Linked DNA regions of Homo sapiens: regions 2 and 3 are each linked to region 1. Evidence: read pairs that join two places in POLR2A ChIA-PET (ENCODE). Cell type or tissue: MCF 10A. All regions are shown on one strand. Each heading gives the region's core, and the rest is flanking DNA. Links, peaks and the distances in the headings are about the cores only.

The links. Peaks named below come from ENCODE experiments on the same cell type or tissue, not always from the same donor. Only the 100,000 strongest peaks of a DNase experiment are listed, where the experiment ranks them.
Region 2: POLR2A ChIA-PET joins it to region 1 with 12 read pairs; 4 of 35 experiments call an interaction of 5 or more read pairs at or near these places.
Region 3: POLR2A ChIA-PET joins it to region 1 with 13 read pairs; 3 of 35 experiments call an interaction of 5 or more read pairs at or near these places.

The regions. Positions count from the first base shown.
Region 1 is chr7:116,711,367-116,722,515 of GRCh38, forward strand. The region is part of intron 2 of MET (MET proto-oncogene, receptor tyrosine kinase); the gene reads left to right. Among named protein-coding and RNA genes, the nearest start is that of COMETT, 29 kb to the left of the region's middle. In MCF 10A, for the core only: no CTCF peak of the experiment used is centred there; a DNase peak (open chromatin) is centred at 5,465.
Region 2 is chr7:116,626,624-116,637,772 of GRCh38, forward strand. All of the region lies in intron 2 of COMETT (cytosolic oncogenic antisense to MET transcript), which reads right to left. Among named protein-coding and RNA genes, the nearest start is that of MET, 40 kb to the right of the region's middle. RefSeq lists enhancers at 3,788-3,907, 6,816-8,015 and a silencer at 5,538-5,738. In MCF 10A, for the core only: a CTCF peak has its summit at 7,313; DNase peaks (open chromatin) are centred at 4,488 and 7,118.
Region 3 is chr7:116,647,554-116,658,702 of GRCh38, forward strand. All of the region lies in intron 2 of COMETT (cytosolic oncogenic antisense to MET transcript), which reads right to left. Among named protein-coding and RNA genes, the nearest start is that of MET, 19 kb to the right of the region's middle. In MCF 10A, for the core only: no CTCF peak of the experiment used is centred there; DNase peaks (open chromatin) are centred at 5,838 and 6,308.

The DNA.
Region 1 (11,149 bases), core at 1,246-9,245:
TTTCTTAAGCACTCTATCCAGTTGCTGGTTTGGTGACAACTAACAATACCTATTTAATCAAGAAATTTAATATTTCCAAGGAATCATTTATCGTATCTCAGACTTCTTCATTAACATAATCTAATTCAGTCTTGTATTCCTTCTTCAAAATAAAGCCTGGTTTCATTCATAGTAAATATGAAGCTTAAAAATTTTTACTTCTTTTCTTCTCTATACACACAAAGCAGAAAGAGAAAATTGTATATTATCATTCCAGACAGGTTTTTTTTTTTGTTTAGTGTATTGACATTGATGCCAATAAGATAAAACTAGACCTCAGTGGCTCCTCCTCAACTCCACCCAATCTATTTGTCTCCAAAGTGCTGTTGGAGTAAGTAATCTTTGTTAAGAGCAAACCTATTTGTATATCTGATGATAATCTGAGGGATAATAATATGATATTTAAGGAGTTTCTGTCCTTGGCCCTGACTATTTCCTGGTCCTCCTTCACGCCCAGTGATGTGCTGGTAAATGTTAAACTCTGGGGGGAGGGGCAGCAGAAGCCCCTAATTTGTAGCATTTGCCAATTTCTATGGTGTAAATATCCCACTGAGCCAGTTTCAAGGTACCACTGAAACAGCGTTAGTCACTGAACAACAATGAGGAAGAGATGTACACACTTGGCTCTGTGAACTGTTATGAGATGGTTCAAGCACAGCACTGCCACCCTGTCCTACACGCAACCTGTCATTCTTGTAGTTCCCAGAATCCATCAGCCTCCCTCACAACCCTGCCTTAACACGTGTAGCTTGGTCCACTTCAGATTCCCTTTAACACTCATTTTGTCAAGTGAACACTTTTTCCCTATTCTTTAAAACTTCCATGCTGGCATTTTCCTTCCCCAGGACATTTTTCCCTAGCCTTCAACTCATCCCCTGCCCCCCATATTCTGGATTTGTTGCGTTTCCTGAGCACACCAGTAGCACTCTGCTTATTTCTACCATGTCTCTTATCACACTCCGTGGTAATGTGTCCAACAGTTCCATCGTTAGCCCCCTGAGGGGATGAACTATGCCATTTATCTCCACAGTCCCAGCACCTAATACAATAGCTTGAACAATATATACATTTATCGGATGAGCAAAGAAGTATGACAGAGCCCTGTATGTAAAATATATTACTATAAATAGAATGCTGATTCATAAAAATAATTATTTAGATAAAACAGTTTTTCCGTCTCTCCCCTAAATCCCTAAAAACTAATTTATAGAATTGGGGAGTTTTCAAGAGCTAAATTAGCACTGGAGAAAAACTGGGGAGTTTTACTCACTATTACCTATGCCCCTCCCGTCCCCCCCACACACACCCTCCTTCATTCACCAGTCTGCAATGAAGATTGATCAAAGAACAAAGAAGAAGAAAAATGAAAGAAAAAGGAAAGATTAAGATAGGGAGGGTGAATAGATAGGAATTCCAGAGTTTTGTAATCGAAATTTGGAACTCAGAATTAAAGTCATTAAAAGGAGAAAGAGGGAATACTTTCTCTGCTCCCGTAAGGTTTTCTCAAGCCTTTCAACAGCACTCACCCTTTGAGCGGGTGATACCATCTGTAAGAGGGACTTTACGCAATGCTTTAGTGGGCGTGGCTTGAGCAGTGACACCAGTAGAGATACCCCCTTGAAACTTTCATTTGAAGTCCACAGATTTTCACTATTGGTCACCAATCCATGATTTCAAGTTGAAAATGATATATGGGTTAAGGAAAAGAGGCCGGGCGCGGTGGCTCACGCCTGTAATCCCAGCACTTTGGGAGGCCGAGGTGGGCGGATCACGAGGTCAGGAGATCGAGACCATCCCGGCTAAAACGGTGAAACCCCGTCTCTACTAAAAATACAAAAAATTAGCCGGGGGTAATGGCGGGCGCCTGTAGTCCCAGCTACTTGGGAGGCTGAGGCAGGAGAATGGCGTGAACCCGGGAGGCGGAGCTTGCAGTGAGCCGAGATCCCGCCACTGCACTCCAGCCTGGGCGACAGAGCGAGACTCCGTCTCAAAAAAAAAAAAAAAAGGAAAAGAAGTTAAGGGCAAAGGTCTTTATCAACACCATCCTTCCTGTGGCCACAGGATCGTAATCCCAGTGGCAACATTCAAAGGCACCAAGTACGTGCTTGGTACAGAGAGAAGCTTTCCTGAGCTTGGCCTTGGTGTAGATGCAGTGAGAACTGAGTAAGGGCCTCTGGCAGGGACCTTGGCTGCTGAGAAGGGGAGCCCACAGATGGAGGTTTCTGATCAACAGGTCCTATCAGAAACAAGGGGAGCAGATAAGTAAAGAGTCTCACTCCACGGTGGCAAGATGGAAAGGAGGGATAAGAGGTCATGACAGTTGGATTAATGGCAGGCTAGAATATAGTCATGGGCTTGAACGATATATTGGGACACAATTGAAGGACTCTTGTTTCATCCATCGTTCATCTCTCCTGGCCCTCTGTGAAGACATTTATCACCTGTTTCTATTGAATGTGACACTGTTAGGCACATAAACAGACCATGGCTCTTACCACCTCCAAGAAGAACTACTTCTGTTTTATTTGTTAGTGCAGGGTAATTGGTGTTGTGTCTTCTGAAAATCTCTTATACTTCTATGAGTAAGTGCATTGAAATTGTTTCTGTTAACTAAGTAGAGGAAAGCAGAAAACCTCTTTGCACTAAGCATTAAAACCTTCCTAACTTGGAACAATTTTCTTTATGAATCACTCTGTCACTCCTGGCTATGATTGAAGTGCAGTATGAAGGCTGCTAACCAAAAACACATGGACACAGTCTGTTTCAGATCTGATTCACCTTAGGAAATGATGATAAAGAAGCAAAAGTTTTAACACTTAGAATTCCAAGGTCCATATCATTGTAGAATTGATTCTTTTGAATTGTGGTGGTACCTCAAGAGAAAGGATTTATTTATTTCATTTATATTTAAATGCGTTTGTATACATATGTATATAAACCCATATACACATATACATAAAATATATTCTGCTCCAAGTATTTATCTCTCTTTTCTCTTTACTAATCCAGCTTCCATTAAGAACTGGCTCAACTTCGACCTCTGCCATGAGCCTTCTCCAGCTGTTTAAGCCCACACAGATCTTATTTTTTTCCTAGTCTTAGAGGATTTACTGCCAGTACAGTGTTTTCAGAATGTAACTATCAACTGAGTTCTTATACTTTGCATCAGTTAGCTATTGTACGTGTCAATCTTTTGTCTCCCTATGTAGAGGCTAGACCCAAGGTAGAAGCATTTGCCAGGATTGACAAACGATAGCCTGTTTTTATATTCTCAACAAGTGAAAACTTATTTTGTTTATATTTTTTTCCCTTTTTATACAGTTAAACACTCACATGCACGCACACACACACACACACACACACACACACACAGGCCACAGGGACCCTATGGCCCTCAAAGACTAGCATATATTCTATCTAGCCCTTTCCCAAAAAACATGTGCCAACCCCTGCATTAGAGAATAGTGTAAAATAATAGTGGACAGATAACAGGTCCACAAATTTTGGAGAGCCATGGATGACCTTACTTATGAACTTAAGTAATTCTCTTCAATAGGTGTGAGTGTTTCCATTTTACAGATGATGAAATTGAGGCTCATTGATCTAAACAATTGGATTTTGTCTTCATAGGCATTATGAGGGCTTACTAGACCAACAATAGTGATAATAATAACTGTTTAGTTGCACAAGGCAGGGATTTATGTCTTTTTTATTTGCTGCCATATCCTTCAGCACCTAGAACAGTCTGTCACATGGTATGGTATTATATTCATTTTCCAGAGCTCCCATAACAAATTACCACAAACTGGGTGGCTGAAAACAACAGAAATTTATCCTCACATGGTTCTGGAGGCCAGATGTCTGAAATCAAGGCATCAGCCAGGGCCATGCTCCCTCTGGAGGCTCTAGGGAGGACTCCTTCCTTGCCTCTTGCAATTCTGGTGTCCCAGGCATCTTAGGTTGTGGCAGCTTTACTCCCCTCTCTGCCTCCATCTTTATGTGGCAGTCCACCATGTCTCTCTGTGTCCCCTCTTCTTATAAGGACAACAGTCATTGAATTCAGGGCACTCACTAAATCCAGGATGATTTCATCTCAAGATCCTTAACTAATCACATATCAAAGAGCCTATTTCCAAATAAGGTCACGATCTGACTTTCCAGGTGGACATGAATTTTGGGAAGACATTATTCGGCCTACTGTAGGTCTTCTAAATGAAGTGACCATTTAATATGTTTCTGGCACTGGATTCATTTCATTTAAGCCTCAAAACAAATCTGTTATGTAGATATGTGTTTTCCCACTTTACAAGTGAAGAACTGAGGTTTAGAGATCTAGGAATCCTAAAGCTGCACAGCCAGGAAGGGCAGGGCCACCCCTGACCCAAGTTCTCTGCTAGGTTAGCATGGTTGTCACAGGACAAGCTGAGAAGGTATTTAGGGAGCATTACACTAAAAAGTTGTAGAAGTCGGCTTAAGGAAGAAGATTCTAAAATCAAAGGAATCAGATTGTAGGAGGCCATGTAGGCAATTTCCTTTAATTCAATAGAAGAGAGTATAAGAATCAGCCAGGCATGGTGGCTCATGCCTGTAATCCTAACACTTTGGGAGGTCGAGGTGGAAGGATTGCTAGAGCCTGTGAATTCAAGACCAGCCTGGGCAACATGGCAAAATCCCATCTCTACAAAGAAATACAAAAATTAGCCAGGTATTGTGGCACATGCCTGTAGTCCCAGCTACTCTGGATGCTGAGGAGGGAGGATCTCTTGAGCCCAGAAGGGAAGAGGTTGCAGTGAGCCAAGATTGTGCCACTGCACTGCCGCCTGGGTGACAGAGCCAGAGCCTTTCAAGCAAGCAAGCAAGAGGGAAGGAGGGAGAGAGGGAGAGAGAGAGAGAGAGAGAGAGAGAGAGAGAGAGAGAGAGAGAGAGAGAGAGAAAAGAAACGGAGAGAGAGGGAGGGAGGGAAGGAAGGAGGGAAAAAGAGAGAAAGAAAGAGAAATATGAAAGAAAGAAAGAGTAAGGAAGGAAAGAAAGAAGGAAAGAAAGAAAAAGAAAAGAAAGAAAGAGAAAGAAAGAAAGAAAGAAAGAAAGAAAGAAAGAAAGAAAGAAAGAAAGAAAGAAAGAAAGAAAGAAAGAAGATATGAACAATAAAGGAAAGACTCAAAGATGGTTCAGATCTCAAACTTACGGAGAGGGTAGCTATTGATGCATTGAGAAATAGGAAGCTGGAAGAGGAAATCAGTTTGGAGAGAAAAGTGATGGCTTTGAACATCATCAATGGCGTATTCAAACATAGCTTGAAGGCATTTGCAGAGACAGGGCTGGTCCTCGGAAGAGATGGCAACGGGGTGTGTAGAGTTAGGTCATCACCACGAGGCTGTGAGGGCAGAGCCACAGTAGCTTCCATCACCTTGTGAATCACCAGTGCTCAGCCCGTGGCTGGCTGGCCGGATGCCTGCTTATGCTGTGCTCCCGGCTGTCTGGCTGCACACACAACCGCAGAGCATGCCCTCTCTGGCTAGGGCAGAAAGAAATTGAAGCCTCTTAAATTTTGCCCCCCCCAGCTTTGCTCCCTTGCTAGGACTTCCAGGCCATGACTATTGAAGCCATAGGGCAGGATTACTTCCTCAAGAGGCGTTAGTGGAAACAGATGTGTTGAGGAAGCCTCTTTCTTTTCAACTGTGCCCTGAGCACATCAGATGGAGTCCTCTTCATAGCACAAAACAACTTGGTCAGATTCTTAGGGTTTGACCACAGCACCCTAACAGCCTGGCCGTGCATTAAGGACCCCAAAGAGAAGGATCTGCTTTGCCAGAGAGCTGACTCTTCTGTATTTTACAGACAATTCTGAATTCAATGTCAACATCTTAGACATCTCAGTACAGACAGTAAAGAGTTAAAATATGTCTATAAGAAACAGCGCCAGACCCTGAAATTGAAAGCTCTGTGCCTCCCTGCGTGCAGTCAGTTCCACACTGTCCTCTCTCCCAGTTCTATTTAATAAAAAAAACACATGAGTGAAATTTAGGGAAATAAGAATTCCTGAAATTAAAGCAATTAAGTTTTCAGTCAACTGTATGAAAAGCTCTAGACAAAGAGGTACTTTCTATTTCAAAATATGTATTTCCCAGAAAACCATTACCATATCTAGCTAGAATTTCTACAAAGAATGATTATGAATAAAGTATATATTCAAATGCTTCTGGTAATTTAGTCATGGTCAAAGAGGAGAGAAAGGTGATACAAGTGAACTGGCAAAGATTTTACAAGATAGTACATTTTTAAAAATTTTATTTGCAAGACTGATTTAAATTATCTATAGATGAGCTAAATCTGTCCTATAGATCAATTAAATGAATCACTATTTTAAATATATCACATTCTTAATTACACTGAATTAAATATAATTACATATTCACTGCATACATCATAATGTTAATTAGGGGAAACATTTTGAATCAAATATATTGAGATATATAGCACTTCAATTTTCTTTTTATAAAAAAAGCTATATGACTAAGTCAGGTAAAAAGAATCTGGCAAGTACTCATAGAAAGCTAAAGGAAGACTAGATTAATTGATGTATCACATCAAGGCTTACAAATTGTAGAGGAATTCCTATTCTTTAACTCTATGACAGTATATAAGACTTTGGGCTAAGGAAGCAAGTTTGCAACAAGTTTTTAAAAAATAATAAAACAGGAGGCAGGGCACGGTGGCTCACACCTGTAATCCCAGCACTTTGGGAAGCCGAGACAGGTGGATCACAAGGTCAGGGGTTCAAGACCAACCTGGCCAAAATGGTGAAACCCAGTCTCTAATAAAAATACAAAAAAGTTAGCCAGATATGGTGGCGGGCACCTGTAGTCTCAGCTATTCAGGAGGCTGAAGCAGGGAATTGCTTGAACCCAGGAGGCGGAGGTTGTAGTGAGCCGAGATCACGCCACTGCACTCCAGCCTCGGCGACAGAGCTAGACTCCATCTCAAAATAAATAAATAAATAAAAATTTTAAAAAATAAATAAAATAAATAATAAAACACATTGTTTACCATTGTTTCTCAGAGACATACGATTATTTTAGAAGTGGATAAGCCTTTTTTTTTTATACTTTAAGTTTTAGGATACATGTGCACATTGTGCAGGTTAGTTACATATGTATACATGTGCCATGCTGGTGTGCTGCACCCACTAACTCATCATCTAGCATTAGGTATATCTCCCAATGCTATCCCTCCCCCCTCCCCCCACCCCACCACAGTCCCCAGAGTGTGATATTCCCCTTCCTGTGTTCATGTGATCTCATTGTTCAATTCCCACCTATGAGTGAGAATATGCGGTGTTTGGTTTTTTGTTCTTGCAATAGTTTACTGAGAATGATGATTTCCAATTTCATCCATGTCCCTACAAAGGACGTGAACTCATCATTTTTTATGGCTGCATAGTATTCCATGGTGTATATGTGCCACATTTTCTTAATCCAGTCTATCATTGTTGGACATTTGGGTTGGTTCCAAGTCTTTGCTATTGTGAATAATGTCGCAATAAACATACGTGTGCATGTGTCTTTATAGCAGCATGATTTATAGTCCTTTGGGTATATACCCAGTAATGGGATGGCTGGGTCAAATGGTATTTCTAGTTCTAGATCCCTGAGGAATCGCCACACTGACTTCCACAATGGTTGAACTAGTTTACAGTCCCACCAACAGTGTAAAAGTGTTCCTATTTCTCCACATCCTCTCCAGCACCTGTTGTTTCCTGACTTTTTAATGATTGCCATTCTAACTGGTGTGAGATGGTATCTCATTGTGGTTTTGATTTGCATTTCTCTGATGGCCAGTGATGATGAGCATTTTTTCATGTGTTTTTTGGCTGCATAAATGTCTTCTTTTGAGAAGTGTCTGTTCATATCCTTCGCCCACTTTTTGATGGGGTTGTTTTTTTCTTGTAAATTTGTTTGAGTTCATTGTAGATTCTGGATATTAGCCCTTTGTCAGATGAGTAGGTTGCAAAAATTTTCTCCCATTTTGTAGGTTGCCTATTCACTCTGATGATAGTTTCTTTTGCTGTGCAGAAGCTCTTTAGTTTAATTAGATCCCATTTGTCAATTTTGGCTTTTGTTGCCATTGCTTTTGGTGTTTTGGACATGAAGTCCTTGCCCATGCCTATGTCCTGAATGGTAATACCTAGGTTTTCTTCTAGGGTTTTTATGGTTTTAGGTCTAACGTTTAAGTCTTTAATCCATCTTGAATAAATTTTTGTATAAGGTGTAAGGAAGGGATCCAGTTTCAGCTTTCTCCATATGGCTAGCCAGTTTTCCCAGCACCATTTATTAAATAGGGAATCCTTTCCCCATTGCTTGTTTTTCTCAGGTTTGTCAAAGATCAGATAGTTGTAGATATGCAGCGTTATTTCTGAGGGCTCTGTTCTGTTCCATTGATCTATATCTCTGTTTTGGTACCAGTACCATGCTGTTTTGGTTACTGTAGCCTTGTAGTATAGTTTGAAGTCAGGTAGCGTGATGCCTCCAGCTTTGTTCTTTTGGCTCAGGATTGACTTGGCGATGCGGGCTCTTTTTTGGTTCCATATGAACTTTAAAGTAGTTTTTTCCAATTCTGTGAAGAAAGTCATTGGTAGCTTTATGGGGATGGCATTGAATCTATAAATTACCTTGGGCAGTATGGCCATTTTCACGATATGGATTCTTCCTACCCATGAGCATGTTCTTCCATTTGTTTGTATCCTCTTTTATTTCCTTGAGCAGTGGTTTGTAGTTCTCCTTGAAGAGGTCCTTCACATCCCTTGTAAGTTGGATTCCTAGGTATTTTATTCTCTTTGAAGCAATTGTGAATGGGAGTTCACTCATGATTTGGCTCTCTGTTTGTCTGTTATTGGTGTATAAGAATGCTTGTGATTTTTGTACATTGATTTTGTATCCTGAGACTTTGCTGAAGTTGCTTATCAGCTTAAGGAGATTTTGGGCTGAGACAATGGGGTTTTCTAGATATACAATCATGTCGTCTGCAAACAGGGACAATTTGACTTCCACTTTTCCTAATTGAATACCCTTTATTTCCTTCTCCTGCCTGATTGCCCTGGCCAGAACTTCCAACACTATGTTGAATAGGAGTGGTGAGAGAGGGCATCCCTGTCTTGTGCCAGTTTTCAAAGGGAATGCTTCCAGTTTTTGCCCATTCAGTATGATATTGGCTGTGGGTTTGTCATAGATAGCTCTTATTATTTTGAAATACGTCCCATCAATACCTAATTTATTGAGAGTTTTTAACATGAAGGGTTGTTGAATTTTGTCAAAGGCTTTTTCTGCATCTATTGAGATAATCATGTGGTTTTTGTCTTTGGCTCTGTTTATATGCTGGATTACATTTATTGATTTGCGTATATTGAACCAGCCTTGCATCCCAGGGATGAAGCCCACTTGATCATGGTGGATAAGCTTTTTGATGTGCTGCTGGATTCGTTTTGCCAGTATTTTATTGAGGATTTTTGCATCAATGTTCATCAAGGATATTGGTCTAAAATTCTCTTTTTTGGTTGTGTCTCTGCCCAGCTTTGGTATCAGAATGATGCTGGCCTCATAAAATGAGTTAGGGAGGATTCTCTCTTTTTCTATTGATTGGAATAGTTTCAGAAGGAATGGTACCAGTTCCTCCTTGCACCTCTGATAGAATTCGGCTGTGAATCCATCTGGTCCTGGACTCTTTTTGGTTGGTAAACTATTGATTATTGCCACAATTTCAGCTCCTGTTATTGGTCTATTCACAGATTCTACTTCTTCCTGGTTTAGTCTTGGGAGAGTGTATGTGTCGAGGAATTTATCCATTTCTTCTAGATTTTCTAGTTTATTTGCGTAGAAGTGTTTGTAGTATTCTCTGATGGTAGTTTGTATTTCTGTGGGATTGGTGGTGATATCCCCTTTATCATTTTTTATTGTGTCTATTTGATTCTTCTCTCTTTTCTTCTTTATTAGTCTTGCTAGCGGTCTATCAATTTTGTTGATCCTTTCAAAAAACCAGCTCCTGGATTCATTAATTTTTTGAAGGGTTTTTTGTGTCTCTATTTCCTCAGTTCTGCTCTGATTTAGTTATTTCTTGCCTTCTGCTAGCTTTTGAATGTGTTTGCTCTTGCTTTTCTAGTTCTTTTAATTGTGATGTTAGGGTGTCAATTTTGGAACTTTCCTGCTTTCTCTTGTGGGCATTTAGTGCTATAAATTTCCCTCTCCACACTGCTTTGAATGCGTCCCAGAGATTCTGGTATGTTGTGTCTTTGTTCTCGTTGGTTTCAAAGAACATCTTTATTTCTGCCTTCATTTCGTTATGTATCCAGTAGTCATTCAGGAGCAGGTTGTTCAGTTTCCATGTAGTTGAGCGGTTTTGAGTGAGATTCTTAATCCTGAGTTCTAGTTTGATTGTGCTGTGGTCTGAGAGATAGTTTGTTATAATCTCTGTTCTCTTACATTTGCTGAGGAGAGCTTTACTTCCAAGTATGTGGTCAATTTTGGAATAGGTGTGGTGTGGTGCTGAAAAAAATGTATATTCTGTTGATTTGGGGTGGAGAGTTCTGTAGATGTCTATTAGGTCCTCTTGGTGCAGAGCTGAGTTCAATTCCTGGGTATCCTTGTTGACTTTCTGTCTCGTTGATCTGTCTAATGTTGACAGTGGGGTGTTAAAGTCTCCCATTATTAATGTGTGGGAGTCTAAGTCTCTTTGTAGGTCACTCAGGACTTGCTTTATGAATCTGGGTACTCCTGTATTGGGTGCATATATATTTAGGATAGTTAGCTCTTCTTGTTGAATTGATCCCTTTACCATTATGTAATGGCCTTGTCTCTTTTGATCTTTGTTGGTTTAAAGTCTGTTTTATCAGAGACTAGGATTGCAACCCCTGCCTTTTTTTGTTTTCCATTTGCTTGGTAGCTCTTCCTCCATCCTTTTATTTTGAGCCTATGTGTGTCTCTGCACGTGAGATGGGTTTCCTGAATACAGCACACTGATGGGTCTTGACTCTTTATCCAATTTGCCAGTCTGTGTGTTTTAATTGGAGCATTTAGTCCATTTACATTTAAAGTTAATATTGTTATGTGTGAATTTGATC
Region 2 (11,149 bases), core at 1,102-9,101, 85 kb before region 1:
CACTGAACAGGATCATCGCTGGGCTAACGAAAATCTTATCTCAAAGGGAATTTCCAATGGCACTTTCCTGATGATGTTTATGGCCATTCATTCTTTTTTATTTTCATGTAAATTACTCTGATTGTGGGCTTTTCTTGTGGACCTAGACAAAACTGATCCTGTTGGATATATTTTTGTTGAGGACTACGCTGGACTTTTTCTTGAGGACTACCTGGCTGGGTATTCCCTGGACTCAAACACAGCCATACCACATTTGGAAGACAAAGTAAGAGAAGCAAGTATTTACCAAAATAGATGAATTTAGCAAATATTCTTTGGGTTTGATCTGCTAGGGCATTTGATAGTGAGACAGCCAAGTGTAAAGGGGTTCCTGGAAAAACTCCAACCGGTCTGTGCACTGGGAGGAGTGCCTACTGCGGTGGAGCCACAGAAGCATGAGCTGTTTGCAGCCGGGAGGAGCGTGTCCCCTCCTCTTCCTGGGTGGAGCCTCAGATTCGATCTCCGAGGCGGGAAGCATATACTAGCAGGACTCTCGCTCTGCTGAGGGTCCCTGTTTCCTCTTTTTTTTTCCTTTTCCCCCAATAAATTCCATTTTTCTCACCCTTCAAAGTGTCTGTGAGCCTAATATTTCATGGCCATGTGACAAGGACCCCATCTTTAGCTCAACTAAGGACAAAGTCCTACAACAATACCATAAGGATAATGATGAGATCATCAAACCCTTTATACTCCTTGGAAGTAACTTTGTATTTGACCTTGTAACTTCGTTAATGAAATAGTGTTATTAATCAGGATACATTTTTTAAATTGTGATATAATTTGTGATTTTTTAAAACATTGTAACTACAGTCCAGACGTTGATGAAAGGGCAAGGGAACTCATGGTTTACAGAAGTTAACTGAGATTCTGGCTTTTAGGGATTCCAGTCCTGACTTCACAATAGTTGGCCAATATTTAAGAAAAGTTTCTCTCATGTAGAATAAGCATGCCCCTCCTTCTGGGCCTTTCTGTGCAGCTTTCAGGAACACCACAGAGATGCCTTAAAATTAATACTGCATAAATACACAGTAACCCATGCAGCGTAAATGCACAGTATCACAGCAGCTGAACTTTGGGACCAAAAATAGGTATTCTAATCAAGTAGCTTTTTGAAAATAACCTATTTTTGTTATAGAATAGACCCAGTCAAGAATATCTCCACAAAGGACTTACAATACAGTGATCAGTACAATTCTCTCTTTTGTGCTTAGGGTGATATTAGTGACTTCTCTAGTCAGGTGTTCTAAGAAATATAGCATTTTCTCAACCATAGGCATTTAGTCTTATAACCAGGCTTTTGAATTTCAATGTAAAAATAGTACCACAAATTTCTATAAAACTACCTAGGGATTTTAATCAAAATAAAGTCAAGCAATAACAGCTACCATTTAATGAGCATTTATTATGTGTCATGCTCTGTGCTCAGTTCCTTTCATGCATAATCTTCCTCTAATGTAGAAGGCTTCAGAATTCCATGAAAAATGACAGGCATCTAAAAGGGAAAACTTGATTACAAAATATAGGCATTGCACTGACTCTGAAAAGCAGTGGGCATATGGGAGGAATTATTAAGGTAATAAGCTTTAGAGACACAATCATAAAAATGTAAATGTACCAGTTAAGTCAATTTTTCCCCTTGGATCAAAACTGTAGTCTCTGTAGGTTGGGAGCACAGAACCTTGAGGAGCTCTTGGGAAATGTCAGAGCAGGCTTAACAACTTTATCCACTGACACGCCTCTAACGGAGATTCTCTGCAGTATTGGAAGCATCCCCAACCTGCATTAGAGCACTAGCCAAATCTGGAGTGACTGACATGGTATTATAGCATTATTGTTATAATCAAACAGATGTTCAGAAAGTAAAATGATAAAAAGCAAAAATGAAATATAAATCACAAACGGTTTATAAGTATCCCAGCAGGAAAAAAAAATCAAACTTTTACAAGTATTTACTAAGTAAAAATCTCAAAAACTTAAAGATGAAGTAATTCCATTATTATTTATGCACCAAACCAGTGCCACCAACCCATACAATATTAACCATGAAACAATTATAATGATACCTAAAAGGGATAAACAAAAAAATTTACTTCATCAAGTAAAGACCAATTATTATCACAATTAAATACTAACCTATATATTAAATGGATCAATGTATGATGTGAAAAGTGAAAACAAAACACATTTCACCATTTGGAGTAATGAAAGGAAATATGAGTTATTTCTAAAAAATCAAAGTAAGTACATCTAGTATTATGATTGCTAACTGAAGTCAAAAATATTAATAGTGATTAGGAAAAAATCACAGCCCACCAAAGAGATCACCTAAGTTTTAGATTTAGATGATAATAAATGTAAGAGTTTAATTAGTTGTGAATTAGTTCAGGTGCCCTTTAAGCTATTTGTACTTAAGTGACGTGAATCATGCCTGACTTGGCTGGCTGCATTTGTTTCTAACTATGATTTAGCCTGGGCACACATTAACTTCCTTAGCATAGTGTGAGCACCGGCCCAGTGAATGTCTGTCTGTACAATCCTGGTTAGGTTTTTTAGAAGAAAGTTGTTTAAAGAAAGGTAAAAAAGCATAGAGACTTTTGAAACCTGTTTTGTTTTCATGTTTCTCTAAAATTTCTCTGGGAACAAAGGCTGTTTCTTGCCAATTATTGGAAGAGAAGGGAAGTATCCTCTGTTCACCTTACCGAGTTTGCCTCTTCAGGGCATGTTTTTGCACAGAGAAATCTCTTACTGTAGCCTCATGCCTTAGGAGAGAGGTCAACAGACTTTTTCTTTAAAGGGCCAGATGGTTAATATTTTAGACTTTGTGGACCAAGAAGCAAAATCAAGGATAGTACATAGACACTTACATAAAAAGAAAGAAAATATATTTTCACAACATTTTTATTGGTAAAATTCAAAATATAGTGATTATAACAATTCGGTACAATTCTTTTGGAATACAGGTCTACTAATGAAAAGAATGAAATTCACTTAATCAGGAGTTTAAAGTTACAGTTCTAACTGGGCCCAGTGGTTCACGCCTGTAGCCCCAGCACTTTGCAGGGCCAAGCTGGGTGGATGGCTTGAGCCCAGGAGTTTGAGACCAGCCTGAGAAACATGACAAAACCTTATCTCTATAAAAAATAGAAAAATTAGCTGGGTGTGGGAGCACACACCTACAGTCCCAGCTATTCTGGAGGCTGAGTTGGGAGGATCACCTGAGCACCAAGAGGTCAAGGCTACAGTGAGCCATGATCACACCATGGCAACAGCCTGGGTGACAGAGTGAAACCCTGTCTCAAAAAAAAAAAAAGTTAGAGTTCCCTATCATCAAATAAATTGCAAATATTTATTTGTAAAAATTATTCTTAGCTCATGGGCCATACAAAATAAGATGGCCAGATTTGACCTGAAGATCATAGTTTGATAACTAAGAGACTTCATAACCGTGCCATGAAAGGGTTAAAAGGCAGACGAAAGCAAAGACCAGCAACAGTAGAAACTGTAACTTACATTTTTTTCTGAAATATATTTATGTGCTTCTTTATTGCACACTTCATTTTACTTGACCTTCTCTTTGATTGGCCAAAGGTATCCATTTGCCTTGGGAGTAGATTAGAATTCTTAAGCAGAAATGAAAAGGGGGAGAAACAATCAATGTTTAGTGACTGACTACTAAAATAAAAATGTTCAGTTCCTAGTAAGACCAGAGTACTGAAGTCAAGCATAGCTGAGAGAGTTAAACTTTTTAAAAAATTATTTAAATTTCTCTCTATATCTAAAGAGCCAGATTTGACTGGCTGCTACCTTCGGTTTCACTCATATGAAGAGACAGGTTTCACTGACTGCTACCTTCAGTTTCACTTAGCCAAAGTGAATTCAAACTGTCTCCACAGGAGAGAAGAAACACTGTGTGTCATTGGGCATTATGTAAGTCACCTAAACCTCGGACTCTTTATCTGTAAAATGGGAATAATGATTCCTACTTCCTATGGTTATGTGATTAAAAGACCTAATGAATATAGAGCACTTTCCACAGTATATGCCAACAGTACTCAGTAAACCTTAGTGCTCTGACTGTAGTAGATAAACAGATCAAACAGTTCATCTTTATGTATGATGTAAAGAATATCCATTACATCTGAGGTAATCCACAAAATGAGTTTTTCCTTAAAGGCGTCTACTGTCTAATCATTCAGGGTCCATTTTCCATGCATTGCTTATGCAAAGCTTATTATCCTCTTCCTTCACAAGGTCCTCTTTTACCTGACTCCATGCTCACTGCCTCACCGTTACCACCTCTCCTAGACCTGAGCTTGCTCTGCCACAAAGCAGGTAGTGTCCACTCCGCCCACTTCTCTATACTCTTGGACTCAGCACTACCGCTTCTATGGGCTCTTCCAAGGTTCAGAAGCCAGGACGCCAGTGAGTCAGTTGCCAAGTCAGAGCCACAGGCTCAGCTGCTGTGACGCGCCCCTCCCCTTGCGTCATTAAACAGTCAGAAGACTACAGCACGTGTCCTTAGGGAAAAGAAGGCTCTCTTGAACCGGTGCAAGCCTCTCCCTTTTCCACCAGTCATTTCAGAGTCTCAAGCTTAAAAGTGTATTCTCCAGCAAAGAAAAGCTGTCCCATACTTAGAGCTCTCCTCCCAGTGAAGATCCAAAACAGACTATGAGCTTATTAATGGTCATTCTCATAGAATTGTAACATTCTAGAGCTGAACAAGGTTTAAAGGTAGTCTAATACAGCCCTTTCATTTTGTAAAAGAAGAAACCGGGGCCCAGAGAAGCTTTGGCTTGTCTGAGGTCACAGAGCCAGATGAGACCTGATTCTTAGTCCTGTATCTTTCCATTAGATCCTACTATTTTCTGTTTGATCTGGTGGTAAAAAGACAGGGTTGGATTACATCATGCATGCCCTTTAAATAATACAATCCAAGTAACTGCCATATTATAGGGACTATTGACAAAAGAAGGGAACACCCTCCTCCACTGAGATCTGCATATATTGCAATAAGCAAATGTCTTACATTTAACTTGATTATCTGAAAATTGAATTTACATAACTAGGAACACATGTGATATTATGATGGGACTAATGCACACCAAAAAGGATGACTTTTATCTACAAAATATACTCTTAGTATCCTGACTAGGGACAATGAAAAATTCAAGATGTTCAATTCTCACCCATCTGCGGTGTGTGTGTGTGTGTGTGTGTGTGTGTATATATATATGTGTGTGTGTGTGTGTGTGTGTGTGTGTGTGTATTTATCCTGACAGTATATGACAGATCAAAATTTTCAATTGGTGAAGTTTCCTATAAACAAGGAAAGACCTGGCCCTGTTATGAGTTTGCCCTTCAAGCTGGAACTCCAGCTGGGACTAAATCCAGTGCTGTGGGGCTCAGCAGTCGATGTTGTTGAGACTGAACACAGATTATAAGGACATTGCATTTATCTAGACTTTGGTTAAATATAAGGGTTACAATAAAAAGAAAGAATATATCATGTCAAATTTGGCCAAATCCATGTAAACTCTAACCTACTTAGCCTACTCAGCATACACATTCTGAACTGTAAACTATAAACATTAGTTGACTGATTAGTCCTCAATTTCACCATGGATTAAATAACAGAACACAGAGTTACTGTGAGACTTGTGGTAGAAAATCTTTAATTCATTCCCCACATATGTGCTAACATTTGATACAGCTTAGAATTTAAAAAAACATAAAAGAAGGCTATAAAGTAAAAGTTACAAAAAAGGGGGAGGAAAAGGAAAAGGAGACAGATGATTTTATCAGAAACTTGGAATGAGGCACTTGTCACAACTAAACACTGAATTTACCCTGGGCTTCCTGACCACAAATAGTAGTGATGAAACTAAGCTCCTCATTTTTATATATTTATAACCACATAGACAGCACTTTGTTTATCTCATTTAATCCCCCTGGTTTCACATATTTTGAAACCAAGGGAATCACATATGTAAAGAATTTTCTGAGTTGCATGGTTATAAGCCAAAACTGCCTAAACTAATGTAATGAAATTACATTATGGACTAATTGAAGGTCTACGATTACTTATCCAAAACTACTGGGAACAGAATTCAGAATTATTCAGGATTTTAAAATGTAATCAATTATATAGAACCTATGTTAAGTATCATATGTTACATATCATATTCAGATAATCTAGGGTAGTACCCTATAATCAGACAGATTACTATTTCTAAAATGAAATCTATAAGGGGTTACACTGGCTGGTGTAGGTGAAGTCTATAAATATCTTCACATAAGTTCACACTAGATTTGATTTTGCACCACTGGAATTTGTCACAAATTTATGAAAAAGTTTAATTTTCAGAGCTTTTTGGATGTAGGAATGGTAGATAAAGAGATTATGCTTATGTGCTCACACACATACAAACACTTGCACATACACAACAAATAACTATACATAAGCGGTGCAAGCTTGGCAGTTTTTCTTAATATCTGTTTGACCTGCAACAAATCATATGAATCTGGGCCATTTTCACACACATTAAAAATAGGAGTAAATGTGGAATTAACCAAAGATAAACTGTGACTAAATGTTGCAAACACTCTTCGAAGCACTCTCCATGAATGAGCATAGCCGGGAGGTTAGCAGACCTGAACGCCTTCACAGCTCTGCTGTTGACATTCCATGTGACCCCAGAAAAGTCACTTGGTTTCCCTGGTCCTCAGATTTCTCTCCTGTAAAATGAGGCCGTTGGAAGTGATGGTCTCTAAGGCCCTTTTCAGTTCCACAAGCTGTGCTTATAAAGTTTTTCATTTTATTCATGTCTATAGGTTTAATTTTTAAAAACAATACCCAATAATAAGGTTTCAAATTATCTCTTGGTCTAATGTGCCTGTTTTTACACAGTGTCAATCATCCTTGAGTCACTGAATCACAAGAGTTTTAGGCCAGTCATTTCCTTCACCGTTTCTAAATACTGTACCCTGTTTTACACACAAGCAACGTGAACAACGAAGCGTGATGGTAAAAACAGGACGCTCCGGCTCCCTTCAGCTGGACTTTGCAAACCTCTTTGTGTTATTTTACACGCCTTGATGTCCTAAAAATAAGAACAGAAAGTGCCGCAAGATTATTTCTCAACTCTGGAAATATTTGTGAGTAATTTTGCCAAACTTTATTAGTCAGAAATGCTAATTGAAAACTCCAGATGGCAGCATCACAGTCACCTTGCTTTGCTAATTTTCTTTGAAATCTTGCCCTCCTAAGAAAACACATTGAAAAGAAATCTCTTTGAAACATTATCTTCGGCATGGAAATTAGCTTCTCAAGGATTTTAAAGAGCAAACTCTTACTTGCGGCCTCTTTGTTCCATTCTTTTTTGTAAAGTCACTGTTTCAATTTATAAAAAATGAATTTTGGGATAGCCCAATGGTAGGATATAATAAGTTGAGATTTTATTTTTAAAAAAATACTTATCAGTTTTGAATCTTACTAAATTTTTGGAACTCAGGGGGCAATTACTGCATTTTCTAATGTCCTCCCAGAGCCAACTCAAGTTCAAAGTTTCCAATGACCTTGAATAGGATTTTGTGTTCATGTCAGCTGTTGGGATATGAAGAATAAAATAAGAATCTAGGTCAGTGTTGCTTATGCTGATAGCATAGCTTGTGTATTTCTCCATGATTTATATTTTTGCTAATGTATACTTTCCCCTTTAAATGCAAAATATGTCTCTAATATTGCACATGTGTATGTGCACACTCAACAACTTCCCTAACCTGTCCTCAAAACTGGTAACTTATGTCACTACAATTACTTAGTTAACTGATCAAACTGCTAAACAGCCTAAATATCCTAATATATTTTATTTAAGAGTTTAAGACCAGGTCCTCCAAATCTCACCTTGATTTTCTACCTTCTAGTATGTATACCTCCTGCCCTTCCCTGGTTGCCTCCATGAGTTTAGAATGGAAGGTGGAAAGCAAATGTAAGGATCAGGACAGCTTATCTTTTCAGCCCTTTCATCTGTGTCCCAGGCTCCCTCCTACACTCGCACTGTGCCTTGAACAGTGGCCTGAAGTTAATATATCAGTATTTATGATGGTAGAGACACAGTTTGACATGTAATATATCCCAATACGTACTATTGTGGAAATCTACTTGTAGTTCATCTTTCCCAGCTTAGTGAAAGAACATGTGTTCTAATATATAGAAGAAAAGTTTTTATGGCTCACTTTATATTTTTGAACATTGCAACCCATTTCCTAATTCAGGAAGCTTTTCTACACTTCTTTTAAATAGCCATTGCTATTTCTACTCATTTCTCTACTTTTCTGAATGATAGTTCTACTTAATTAATGTATTTTAAAGTTTAGCAAGCAAAGTTATGTAATTTCTCTGCCTTTTTTCCCCCTAAGAGTAAGGCCTTGGAAAATACACACAAAAAAAGTTATATATTTAAGATCACTATAAAATATATGAAGAAACATTTTGATAAGTTCAGTGATTTAATTGGGGATATGAGTCCAGGCGTGATAGAGCGAGACCCTGTCTCAAGAGCACGAGAACCCACTTACTTACCACCCAAACTCACCTCACCTATCTAATTTTAGCAGTGGCTCATGCTTGTAATCCCAGCACTTTGGGAGGCCAAGATGGGTGGATCACTTGAGCACAGGGGTTCGAAACAAGCCTCGTCAACATAGCAAAACCCCGTCTCCACTAAAAATACAAAAAGTTAGTCCCGCGCGGTAGCCTAAGCTTGTAATCCCAGCTACTTGGGAGGCTGAAGCATGAGAATCGCCAGAACCTGGGAGGCAGAGGTCACAGTGAGCTGAGCTGGAGTCATTGCCCTCCAACGTGGGCAACAGAGCAAGACACTGTCTCAAATTAATTAATTAATTAAAAATTAAAAATTAATAAATTTAAACGGGGGTATGGAAAGAGAGCAACCTCTTTTCTCCCCGCTCCACTCTGGCCCTAACATACCACTCACGCAGCCCTTGCCTGGATCACCACCCTCATTGACCTTACAACACTTGCTGATTTTGCCTACTGATCCACCTGCAGGTGGGGAGTAAAGAAGAATCAGGGAAAGTCTGTTAAGGAGAGATGGAAACAGGGCTAAGTCATAAAATTAGATAGGTGAGGTGAGTTTGGGTGGTAAGTAAGTGGGTTCTCGTGCTCTTGAGACAGGGTTTTGCTCTATCGCCCAGGCTGGAGTGCAGCGGTGTAATTTTGGCTCACAGCAACCTCCACCTCCTGCGTTCAAGCAATTTTCAAGCCTCCCAAGTAGCTGGGATAACAGGCATATGCCACCATGCCTGGCTAATTCTTGTATTTTTAGTAGAGATGAGGTTTCGTCATGTTGACCAGGCTGGTCTCAATCTCCTGGCCTTAAGTGATCTGCCCACCTTGTCCTCCAAAAGTGAGGAGATTACAGGTGTTGAGCCACCACGCCCTGCCTCATGCTCTTGATACAAACTGAAAATTAGCACACGGATTTTAAAGCCAACTGAAAGATGGAGCATTTTTCAGCACCTGTACTCCCTATCCAACAATCACTTCTCCCTCCCCTCCAACTTAAACACCTACCCAATTTCTTTATATAAACCTTACTATAAAAAAGAGCCAAATAGACAACTATGGATAAGATCTAACTTTTTGTTTTTGTTAGGCTAATGTATCTGATCATGCTTAACTGAGATTGTAGATTTTTTGATGGAAGAAATTGTATATTGCTAATAATTTATAGTCTTTCTAGTGTATAATCAAATATTTAATAACAATAATAACTAATCCCTATGGTGTGCTTCTATGTGCCATGCACTTTCATGTATTTTAAATACTTTACATATATTAAATTAACTGAATAGCCACAATAGCTATATTAGCATCCCTGATTTACAGACAAGGAAACAGAGACACTAAAAGGTTAAATTAAAACAAGGTCATCCAGCTTATAAATGGCAGTCTCAAGGTCACACACATACAAGAGAAATTTTTACTAGCTTGAAAGACCTATGAAAACAGATAATTGTACAACTAAAAAAACAAGTAACAAAATATTTCATTGAATGAAAGTTGGCTTCATATTTAATTAGCCATGCCATATCTCATTAACTTCATTGAAACTTCTGGGAGGAGGGGGTTAGAGTAATCAAAAACAAAGAAACTTCAACCACATAGTAAATAAACAGTCATGGGGCCAAGAATGACCCTAATGAGTAAAGTATTTTATTATTTCCTTAATTGAGACAATATACTAGTTGAATATTCTAATGCTCTGGCAAAAGATGAATATATATATATATGTAAGGGAGTAAGCATTATATATGAAACTGAAGCTATATTATGTCCTTTAATGCTGAAAATATCTATTGGGAATGCCCATTAATTCTCAGATGCCCCTTGTCAGCAGTATATTAAAATTACAGCCCTTCCTGACTTTATATTGAGAATTTAAACTACATGTGTTATGTAGCTCTAATCTTACCAGCACCTCAGATGTTATGTTTGTAAACTTACACCTCCTGGTTCATTTTATAGGATGCAATTAAATGAATAGTTGCAAATCGCTCTGACACAGTAATGTATTTTAGCATGGTAGCTTGATTTAAGGCTACTGACACGTTTGTTCAAAAGCCTGAAGATGGAGCGTTATGCTAGACATGAAAAAAGGGGTACCATAAAATCAGATTGTAAAAAGTGCAACGGTCTATATGCCAAGCACAAATGCTTCCCCTTACTGTTATTTTGGAGAGCTAAAATGACTTGTCTAAAACCTCATGGTATTAATTCTTCCTACAAAGTCAAACAAAACACTGCTAAACCTCTTCAGTAAAATAACTGTACTCCTATTTTAAGCACAATGTTGGAATTTAAACACCTAAGTAGAAACACTAAAATGAAGATTTAATTAAGAAAACAAAAAATATTTTAGAAATACTTGAAGTTAGGAAAAATAATAATGTAAATACAGTACAGAGGAAGAAATGAATTTCACAAAATACTAAAGGACTGTTAAAGGCATTACTCCTTCTCTCTTCCCAAATTCATTTTAATAGCAAATACTTTGGAAAGATGTGGCTTCCTTATAGGTTTCTTTTC
Region 3 (11,149 bases), core at 1,085-9,084, 64 kb before region 1:
TTTCTCATTTATCAAATGAGGACAATAATTATTAGCTCTTGCAAGTAAAGGAGGCAAGATAAGAAAAGCAGAACTGTTATTAGCTCATTTTTCTATTCTAAGGATGTTCATATTTTTTGCTTCTGACAAGAAATAATAATTGACATATTATATATGCTCAGTCTATCAACTAAAGGAGTAGCATGCTTCTCATTTATTCTCTTGAGTTACTTCCTAGCAACAGGAGTTGTTGGGAGCAGATGGAGACAGTTTGTAACGTCAACCAAGAATAATGCAAAATGTTATCAGTCTTACCTTAAATTAGTTTGTGTCAGTTAACAAAGTGCTGAGCAATTGCTCAAGTCCATGTTGTGCCCCACACAAAGGGGTGTCTGTACCTCAAAGACTGAGTTGGAAATAAAAACCCAAAGCCTCCAAAGAAGAAGCGAGAAAGAAGACCTCTGTCTGCACTGACTCTGATTGGCATCTCTCTGATAGGAATCTAAGTCACTGCGATTTTTCCAGAAGATAAGGAAGTTCTTTTTCTTTAAAATGTTCATGTTGCCTAATGTAAGGAATTGCTGGCCTTTATCAGTTTTTAAGCCTTGGATCCTGGGCCACTAATTACCTGGAAGTCTAGAGAGATCCAGGAAGCATATATAAAAGGCTGGTTTTCCAAAAGAGATTGTGCTTCAATTTCCCAATGTCCCAGTCTTTACTGTTGCCATGACCAGGTGCATGGGCTCAGCTAGTGCATTTGCATACTCCTCACTTCTAATCCCTGCCTGCCTGCTACACACCTTCTGGACCCTGACTGCTGCTCTCACAGTAGAGCACCTGTCAGGTTCTTACCCAAGTTTCTGTGATTTCTTAATACTGATCATTCCCCTTAGCTGCACTCAGTCTTTCCTTAACTAACTCAACCCAGGCTTCTATCCCTGCCTTTCCAATCTATTGTCATTCCCAACTCCAATGTGATAACTCCCCCTCAAACCCCACCACCCGAAAAAACAGAAATAAAAATGCTGGTCAGGCACGGTGGCTCATGCCTGTAATCCCAGCACTTCGTGGGGCCAAGGCAGGAGGACCGCTTGAAGCGGGGAGTTCAAAGCCAGCCTGGGCAATGTAATGAGACTCTGTCTCTACAAAAAAAATTTAAAAAATTAACTGGGCATGGTGGTGCACACCTGTAGTCCCAGCTACCTGGGAGAATGAGGTGGGAGGATAAATTGATGCAAGAATTCAAGGTTATAGTGAGCGATGATCCTGTCACTGCACTCCAGCCTGTGTGACAGAGTGAAACCCCGTCTCTAAAATATAAATAAATATATATTTTTATATATAATAACTTATATATAAAAATACATATGTATAGCAGCCCAGAGCTGTCTGCCTTCTCAGAATTTCTGCTACAAATTTTAGATATTTCTGCAGTACGTTTTAAATACCCATCATCAACCGATGTTGTTAGACAACTAAGTTATATAAATTGCCCAAAGAACTCCAGCTCTAAAGCCTCCCAAGTTCTATAAGACAATGCTTGATATGATCTTATGGCTCAGTGTTTCCCAGAGATGGTGTGTGGTGACTGATGGGTAGGCAATGAGGATTCTTTTCATGGCCTAAGACAAATATCTTTCCTTAGTCTCTTACAGGAGAATGAAGTGCGTGTTCATAAATTTTCATTTGTATATGTAACTAAGAACCAGTTTGTAAATCCTACTGTCTTAACCAGGTTCCCCAGAAAGCAGAGACAGAGGCAAAACTTATATGCTACTACCTTACTACAGCATGCAATCCAGCAAAGCAGGACACCTATGGCAAGAAAATTAGTGAAGCCATCTTAAGCTCCTGAATCTGTTGCTGGTTCCATAATAACCAGGGCCATAATCAATATTCACCACCTTGTCTTCCTCCTTCAGTGCAGTCTAGATTCCCTCATACTTGGCTAGCACTTTGGCTGATCTGGTTTTCTTGTGTAGTGAGTGACCCAGGCCTTTATCTCTGAGGGTTCTAAGCTCTTACATTGCCTGGATCTTGTGATCCATGGTTGCCACAATTGCCCATTTACCATGATCACTGGACACAACACCAAGAAATGTTCCATTAAATCCTCTGTTTCCCAACATACTCCTCCCTGCCCCTATGTCTCAGTAGCACTCTGAGATCCTCATGGTAATCAGGGTTGATTAGCCTCATCAATATAGACACTCCTTTCTTTGCCCAAAGTAACCAAGTGGCAGTTGCAGTTTCAAGTTCAGCTAAATCTTACTGTGTTGTCTGATAAAAGGAATTTCCCTGGGAACCAGGGCTTCTAATCTATCAGAGCCTAAGAGTATGGGTTCAGAAAGCATAAGTTCTACAAGTGTCTGGCTGGAAACGATAGTGAGAGGAAGTCAATCCTACTTGCACTCCTTGGTCCCTGCCTCTGCGTATTCCAACTGTTAAGGGCTCACACCATATACCAACCATTGGTTTGGCACATATGTCACAAGTTGGAGGGCAGTGCTATAACCCTTAGCATGTTGTCCATGGTTAGCCCCTTAGCTGAGCTTTTAATAGGCTATTCTGCCATTCTGTTAGGCCAGCTGCTTTTAGATGATGGGGTACATGGTAATACTAGTGAATCCCCTTGCCATGTACCCATTATTGCAACTCCTTTGCCATAAGATGGTGGAACATAATGTTGTAGTGTTATTCTGTATTTGTTGCCACAGGGTTGCTCTAACAAAGTACCACAAATTAGGTGACTTAAAACAGCAGAAATTTATTGTCTCACAGCTATGGAGTCTAAAAGTCTGAAATGAAACTCTTGGTAGGACCATGGATCCCTCTGAAACCTGGAGTGGTTTCCTTCCTTGCCTTTTCCTAGCTTCTGGTGTTTGTGGGCCATATTTGGCATTCCTTGGCTTATAGCTGCCCCACTCTAATCTCTGTCTTTATTATCACGTGGTTTTCTCCTTGTGTGTCTCTGTCTCTTTGTCTCTTCTCCTCTTCTTATAAGGACACCAGTCATATTGGATTAGGGGCCTGCCCTACTCCTGTATGACTTTAATTACATCTGCAATGACTCAATTTCCAATTGAGGTAACAGTCCAAGGTGCCAGGAGTTAGGTTTTCAACACTTGTTCTGGAAGGACACAATTCAACCTATGACCAATACCATGCCACTAACTCAGGCAACCTTAAAATAAGATCCTGGGATTTATTTTCAGTATATTCTGTCTTGCAGTTACAAAAAATAAGAGTATTGTAAAGCTACAGAGAGGACCTCTATCTTCACAACATGTCTTTAGTTGGCTATGCTGAGGTTATAAGTGTTTTTGAGAGGCTCCCAATGCTCTTAAAAAAAGCTAACCTACTCCACAATTCTTGTCATGATTATTCCTCCCACAATGGTTAAGCCACAGTCTTCTTATATCCCAGTAGTTCACCTTCGACCTGTACCTCATCCCAATTAACCACAGGTGAGTATCAGTCACTGGGATGCCACAGCATGCCAAGGGTTATCCCCATTCCTCTCACCACCAGAAATGAGGTCCCTATTGCTTTCAGATAGCAATAATTCACCTCCAAAATCTCATCCTGAGGCTCTGTTTTCTAGGCCACTTATGTCATCATGAGTGTATCTTATAAGTAGAATGTCCATGCGTATAACTATGTATCCTAGCCTAGATTCTCCAGAAAGCAGAAACTCGGTTAAAACCTTGTCTGCTATTCCTTTATTAGAGAGTAAATCCCAGGGAAATAGTAGTGAAAAGGAAGATAAAGAAGCAGGGAAGATGGGAAAGCCAATATGAGGGCATGTTACCAATCTGGCCACCATTTGGCAACAGGTGCAACTGATTACTCAATTTCATAAGACCATCTTCGGAGAATCTATATGAATGATTGTAACTCAAGACAGTAATGCCAGTCTTTTGGGGTGGGAGGCGTCGAATATTTTCTTTACTGATTTCCATCTCCCACTAGTCAAAGACTCACCCAAGAGGGTGCTAGCTCCTCCTCATTTCTAGGTTGCACATATATGGGCATCAAACAGATCCCACAGTGTCTCCTTCCTCACCATCAACAAGGATGTCCAAGGGTAGAAAGCAAGTACTGCATGGGGCAGGCATAAGGAGAGGTGCTGTCAAGTTTAGCTCTCTTAAAATCAATTGAAGCCTTCACCGGTATGGTCACTGTAGGGGTGGCTGGAGTGAAACAAGTGACCAAAGACTCTTAGAAGCAAGGAACATTGAAAGAATCAAAATGGCACAAAAGTTGTGGGTGCTTCTAGCAAATAAGTGAGTGATAACTAATTTTTAAAATGTTTCATTCTTAATCCAAAGGTAACATCTTCACTGAGTTATTCTTTCCTTGAAAAGTGGGAATGAGAAGAGTAAATGATACAGTGTGCCTTTTGCCTAAGGAGTTGGGAGGTCAAAAACACTGTATACTCTTGCCTCAAATGACCTCTATGCTGCTTATTTACTTATTAACTTAGTTTTATCTTGACTTTTTAAAAAAAATTTAAAATAAATTGTAACAAAAGGCAGACCAATATGATAGACATATAAAATGACTCAAGCAAGTGCAGGAAAATAGAAATATGCTAATGGTATCTTTAACATAATTTCAATGAGAGAGCTGTAAATTTGGCTTCCAGTTACACAGTTCAGAAATCATGATAAGTAATATAGCTCTTATTATCAGAAAGGAGGAAGCAGGCTTTAGGAGAAGTGAAGTTTTTTCTAGCACTGGAATCTAAAATAGCTTTCTGATATGGAGGTTTATAGAGAAGAAATTGTGTGATGTAATGGAAAACGTCCTCAACAACATTTTTACAACAAATGTACAAGTTGATTTCATTTAACAACGAGGTGGGAAAATTTATTAATTCAACAGCTGATGCTAGAATTCCTTCTAGGGAGAAAACAACTTTTGCTGGTAATAACACTTAGGGTATAAGTGGAACCCTCTAGGTCTGGTATGAAAGCTTGTAAGGAACAGGAAAACAGTTCTGCCTAACAGAGGAAAAGGAATCTGGAGGGCCACAGGGCAATTTGGAAGAGTGAGTGAAGAGGTTGGATGAGAAGGGAGATGAGGGGAGCAGAAGCCACTGAGAAGGCAGAAGGCTCTGTGTAGTGATCCCTCATCCCCTACCACAACCCTCCGTCTTCAATAAAGTTTTTGCTAAACTTGGCATTGTTCTGGGTATTTCAATGTGGGTATTGAAAGCAAATAAGTGCCAATCAGATGGCAGCAAAGTGAGATGGTGACAGATGTGAGGAATGCAGAAACAAAGAAGAGAAAGGCAGGTAATTGTCAGCCATCTGGGATTCGTGAGAACTGGAGAGAAAAAAGCACTACTGATTAAGGGCAGGTCCACAGACTTTCACTACCAGATGAACAATGGTTGAGTCTGACATATCTTATAAGGGCCAAGAAACATGACAGCATCAGCATGACACACCATCCCTCCTCTGAAGGTGGATGAGATACTCATTGTGAAAGAGGCAGCCAATTATTACCTAGCATCATTTTCCCCTTCTCGTTTAGTGATAGAACCTTCCCATTTTTAGCTCGGCACATGGGGTCCCAACTAGAGACATTTCCTAATAAAGGCATTTCCTAATAGGTGATTATGGCCTGTTAACAAGTGGTCAATGAGATGTAGGCAAAAAGAATGTAGACAAGTTCTGGATCACGTTCTTATGGGAAGCTACTTGATCATTGCTTATTTCTCTATTCCCAAACTCTAGAATGAGAACATGGTGCTGTGAGCCAGCTTTCACCGTGTGGATAAGGACATAATCAAGTCTAGGCAATGGCCTAGCAATGACATAGAAGGAATCTGGGTTTCCTGGTGAACTACAGCTGCCTAGCTACTGACTCATCCACTCACCTCAACTCACCCTGACCACGTCCCAACTCAGACTTTTACATGAGAGAAAAAGGAACTCTGTGTTATGTTTAAGCCACTGTTATGTGGTCTCCATTAAAGCAGCCAGATCCATATCATTTCCTCAGAATATATGTTTCATTTACTGACACAACTCTACCCCTTGGGTGCAGCTGTTAAAACCATGTAGTATAAAATATTTTCAAAACTTAGTCAAAATCATACTTCGTGGGTTATAACAATGGTCCATCACTGATACACTGCAAGCACTTCATTGGTAAACTACTCTATTTTTATATATTTTTGGTATAACCATGTGTAGTACTGTCTGTTAGATAAAATGTTGAGCTAAATGGACCACGTTGCCCATTATAGAGCAGGACTCAATATGCTACAGGTAGAGGTAAGAAACATGTTGTAACATCCTGCTGGCACAAAGAGCCCACACTTACTGAACATGCCAAAACGTTGCCTCATGAATATAGAAGAGAGGGCAGTCAGAGAAGTACCAGCTCTATTCTTATAGAAACATAGTGAACAGAGGAGAATCTGCAGATGCTCTTACAACTACTATAATATATATTTAATCTCTGGTCATGATTATAATTATTGCTTTTTTAGAACAGTAATTCAGTTAAAAACTTAATTTGACTTTATGCAACAGAAACCAAATTCCTGTAGTTTAACCACATACAGGATTATCATGTTTCAAGAAATCTAGAATAGACAGTATAAGACTGCTATGACAATTCCACAAGACCATCAAGAACCCAGCCTTCTACCTTTCCTCATATTGATTCTGGACATGTTGCTTTCTTCCTTGTGATCACTTGTTAATCACAAGACTGCTGCACCATAGACACCACATTAGAAATCCAGACAAGACGACAGAGGAAGAATGAAGAACAACAACACACCTGAGTTTGTCCTCTTAAAGTGTTTTCCTAGAATCTGTACCTAATGATTTCTGTTTACAAGATGAATTGCCCAAAACTGTGTCCTATGGCAATCCTTAGATGCAAAGGAATGCAGGGACGTGAGAATTTTTTCCTATGCACATTGCTGATATAAATAACTTCAAAGCTCTCCCAGTAAGAAAGAAGGAGAGAGTGAATACTGGATAGGCAACCAGTGTCTGATATATACTGTCAAAAAAAAAATTGCTACTAAACTGGATGCCATGAGTCCAAAAAGGTGAGAACCGCAGGAATAGAAGTTTTCAAATATTTCTAAAACAATCATCAAACCATTCTATTACTTCTTTTGGGGGGTGTTCTATCACTTAATCGTAAGAAGAGTGACTGCTACTGCTCATTTTTCTAACTACTTTTCTTTCTGTTATTATGTCTTCAATATTAGTTGGAAAATGTGTAATACTGAAGTGGATTAAAGATAGACACAAATTTTTGACACTGTTCTCATCAAAAGGTGAGTTTTATGTCCTCTTTTCTTGGATCTAGGTGAGGTCTGCCACTGCTTGACCAACAGAACATGGCAGAAATGGTGTTGTGCCAGTTTTCAGGCCCAGGTCTTAAAAGACTGGCAGCTTCCTGTTTCTGTCTTTTCAAATATATATTCTTGGAAATTAGCTGCCATGTTGGGAAGAAGCTCCAGTGCATTGTGGGAAATAAACAAAAGCCACTAGTTTATATCCCAGCTCAGAGCTAGCACCAACTCACAGCCACTGTAGTGAGCCATTTTAGAAGTAGATCCTCCAGCCTCGTTGAGCTGAACTAGCTGATGTCTTTTGGAGCAGAAATGAGCTGCCCCCTCTTAAAACTGCCCAAATTTCAGATTTGTGAGGAAATAAATAATTATTATGGTTTCAAGCCATTAAGTTTTGAGAGGGTTTGATACACAGCAATAGATAACCAAAGTAATTACTTTCAGTAGAAGAAATTAATAATGCCTTAATGCTTTATAAATAGATTAATTTCTAGTGGTCACAAATTGTGAAGAATTTAAGTATCATCACGAACATGCAACTTTTCTTTATTTGGTGCAATAAGCCAGCAATGTATTTATTATTCATGTTTGACTTTGTAGTTTGTCTAGCTGCATGCATAGAACCATTGATGTAAATCCTTGACCAAAAAATTGTAAAAGGTATATTCTCCACTTACATAAAACCAAAAAATATTTAATAAGCAAATGAAAACTATACCTGAAGAGCATCTGTTACAGTAGTATCACCTTCCTGAGCTCTGAATAAATTCTGAACACATAAGGAATTTAGAATAGTGGTCACCTTTAAAAACAAAAACAAACATGTACTGTTAGCTCTGTTGGGTCTTATCATTTAAAGAAATCAGTTACTGCCACTAAGACATTCAGCTGATAAGGACAGGAATGAGTTAGAGTAGGGCAGAGTACAATGGTCGGTCAGGATGCTTTATCTGTCTAATATATTAAAATTTTATAATTTTAGTCAAAATATTTTTCTGCATTTTTACTATTTTTATAAAGTTTTAGGGCTTTCAGAGGACAAAGTCATTTCAAACTAGAGCTCTCTAGACTGTTTGAAATGCAACTAAAGAAATTTTTCTTTATCCATTTCTGCCTGAGGAGTTACACCCCTAAATCAAAACTTTTTAATGTACCCAGCACATAAATAAAATTTATGGTTGATTTTCAATTAGACTTGGTCCATGAGTGAGCAATTTGATATTAAATCTGAAAACTGAATTGCTTCTTTTTTTCCTGTTGATAGGCATAAGTTAGGATAGAGTCAGTGGTATATAACCAAGATTCAAAATAATAGTGTCTTAAACACTTTCACAGGTAAGCAATACAGGGCTGGTATGGCAGCTCTGTTCTGTGAGTTGTTCGGGAACTCAACTCCTTTTGTCTGGTTGCTCCTCCATCCTCAGGTTGTTTTTCCTACCAATATATTTAAGGTGGCTTGTCACCACATCTACCTTCAAAGCAGTAGGATGAAAGAAGGGCATAGCCTCCCTTTAAGGATGAGGCCTAGAAGTTTCGCAAACCAATTCTGCTTGAATCCTATTGATCAGAACTCAGTTACCACAGACCACACTCAACTGCAAGGAAGGTGGACAATGTAGACTTTTTCAGAATGGCCATGTGCCCAGCAAAAAATTAGACATTCTATTGCTATAAGACAGAAATGGACATTAGATGCTAGAGAACAACTAGAGTGTCCACTGCAAGATGAACTCACTTGGGAGCAACAGTGAATCTTCCAACTAATATTTTACTTTTACGAGACCCTTGATTTGAACGTTCTGCCTGAATAAGCACTAGACAAATCCTTTACGTAAACCTCTCTGATCAAAATTTCCTAAAGGCTTCTGCACTATGAAAAGAGATAACACCTTTAAGTCATCATTAGGTACTAGCCATAAAACACTGTAATAAATTAAAGAAACCAGAAGTCATTGATTCAGAAATGGCAAATAGATAGTCAGGGCAATTTTATCTTTTGCAAGCAACAATTTCTAGAGTGCTCTACATGTTTGCTTTTTACTCAACTTTAACTCATGTAACATCTTTCAGCAGAAAATCTCAAGAAGCTTTTATAAACGTTAATTAACTGAACTTCACAATACTCTCAAGAACTGAGTATTAATACATCCATTTACATGGCAGGAAGCCAGATGAACATTACGGTGGAGCAATATGGAGCTTCCTTGGTTTCAGCTATATAAAAACATCAAACAGGCAGTACCAGAAATTCAATGTTAATCTGAAAACTGAGTATTTAGCTGCTTTTAGACTGCTAAATTATTATTATCCTATGTTCAATACAAGGAAAGCCATTTTACTAAAACAAAAAGAAAGCCTTATTTTGAAATGCTACTTCAACTTACAAATGACTGATGTGTCATCTAGCTATAAATCTAAAGATAATAATAAAATTGGAAAGATTTTCATCAGATAGACTTTTAACACCAAGCTTGATGCAGTTTGTTTCAAGATTAAATATGAAAAAAGCAGCTGCTTAAAAAAAGTTATTCAATCCACGTGTCAGGAAAGGAAAGCACATATCAGATTTCTTTGAAGAAAATAATGAAATTATATATTAATGTATATTGTGTGTATTTTCTGAACCTAACTTGGAGTTATTGTGATGAATAAATAATAAAGATGATGGTAAGATACACAATTGATGTGAATGAACTATTCAAACAGCTAACTTTTTTATATAATATGAAACATATCAACAATATCTAAAATCCCAAGGTTTTTTACATTGCTGTTATTAATTGGAGAAATTCATTATATGCATTTCATATGTTCAAAGGAATTTTCCAAATAAACCAGGAGATATAACCGTGGCCTCTTATAGAGGCAGATAAACTCAATTTAGCTGCTAACATTACATTTATTCTGGTAATCTGATCTTTGTCTAAAAAAGACTGAGGTCTAAGCCTTGGTTTAATGGAAGCTAAAAAATAGAAATAAAGGCAAGAGTGTTATTTTCATAGGAATGGACAAGTGTCCAGTGTAAGGTTTACTGATGACAACCAGCATAAGGAGTAATGAAATATGAACCAATGACTTTTAGCTCAGACTTTCATCTGTAATCTTTCCAAAAATCTTCTTAAATAGACATTTTATACCCCTTTAATAAGGGCAATTAATATAGGACAACATTCTAAAAACTCTTTTAAAACTTCTGGTTTTTTAAAATCACAAGAAACTTAAAATAAATTTTTGGAAAATTTCTCCTAGGACATTTATCCCGGCAAGGCTCATAAAGAGAAAAACTGTGCCTTCCTTCCACCTGGCTCACCCTTTCTTGTGGACTGACATGCTCAAAACATTAGAGAGGATTGTAAGCCAGCTAGCTAATCAAAGCCATTTCAAAGCTAATAGCCTAACCTTCTGGGTTATGTTGTTTGGTTGTAGAGGGTCCAGTGGGAGGACTTTTCCAAAGGAATATCAAATTTAACTTTAATGACTTACACAAAGAAAATAATTCTGGTCATCAAAATGTGATAAATGTGGCAAGTCTCTTTGCTAATAATACAGATGAAATAGAAAGGATGATAGTCATCTATGATAATGTGGAAAATAGCTTCATCCAGTATTGCAAGTATTTTAAAGAAAAATGCATATATGCATTTTCCTATATACATTAGAAAGGTTTTGTTTGTTTTTTAATAAGACTACGGACCTTTGTCTACAGATTTATTATATGAAATTCATTTTAAAAACAGCTACTGTTTTTAGCTGTTTCATACCTCCTATAGTAGGAGGTATGAAAATGAGCAAGATGTGGTTCCTGCCCTCAAGAAGCTTGCAATGTAAAAAAAAGAAGGG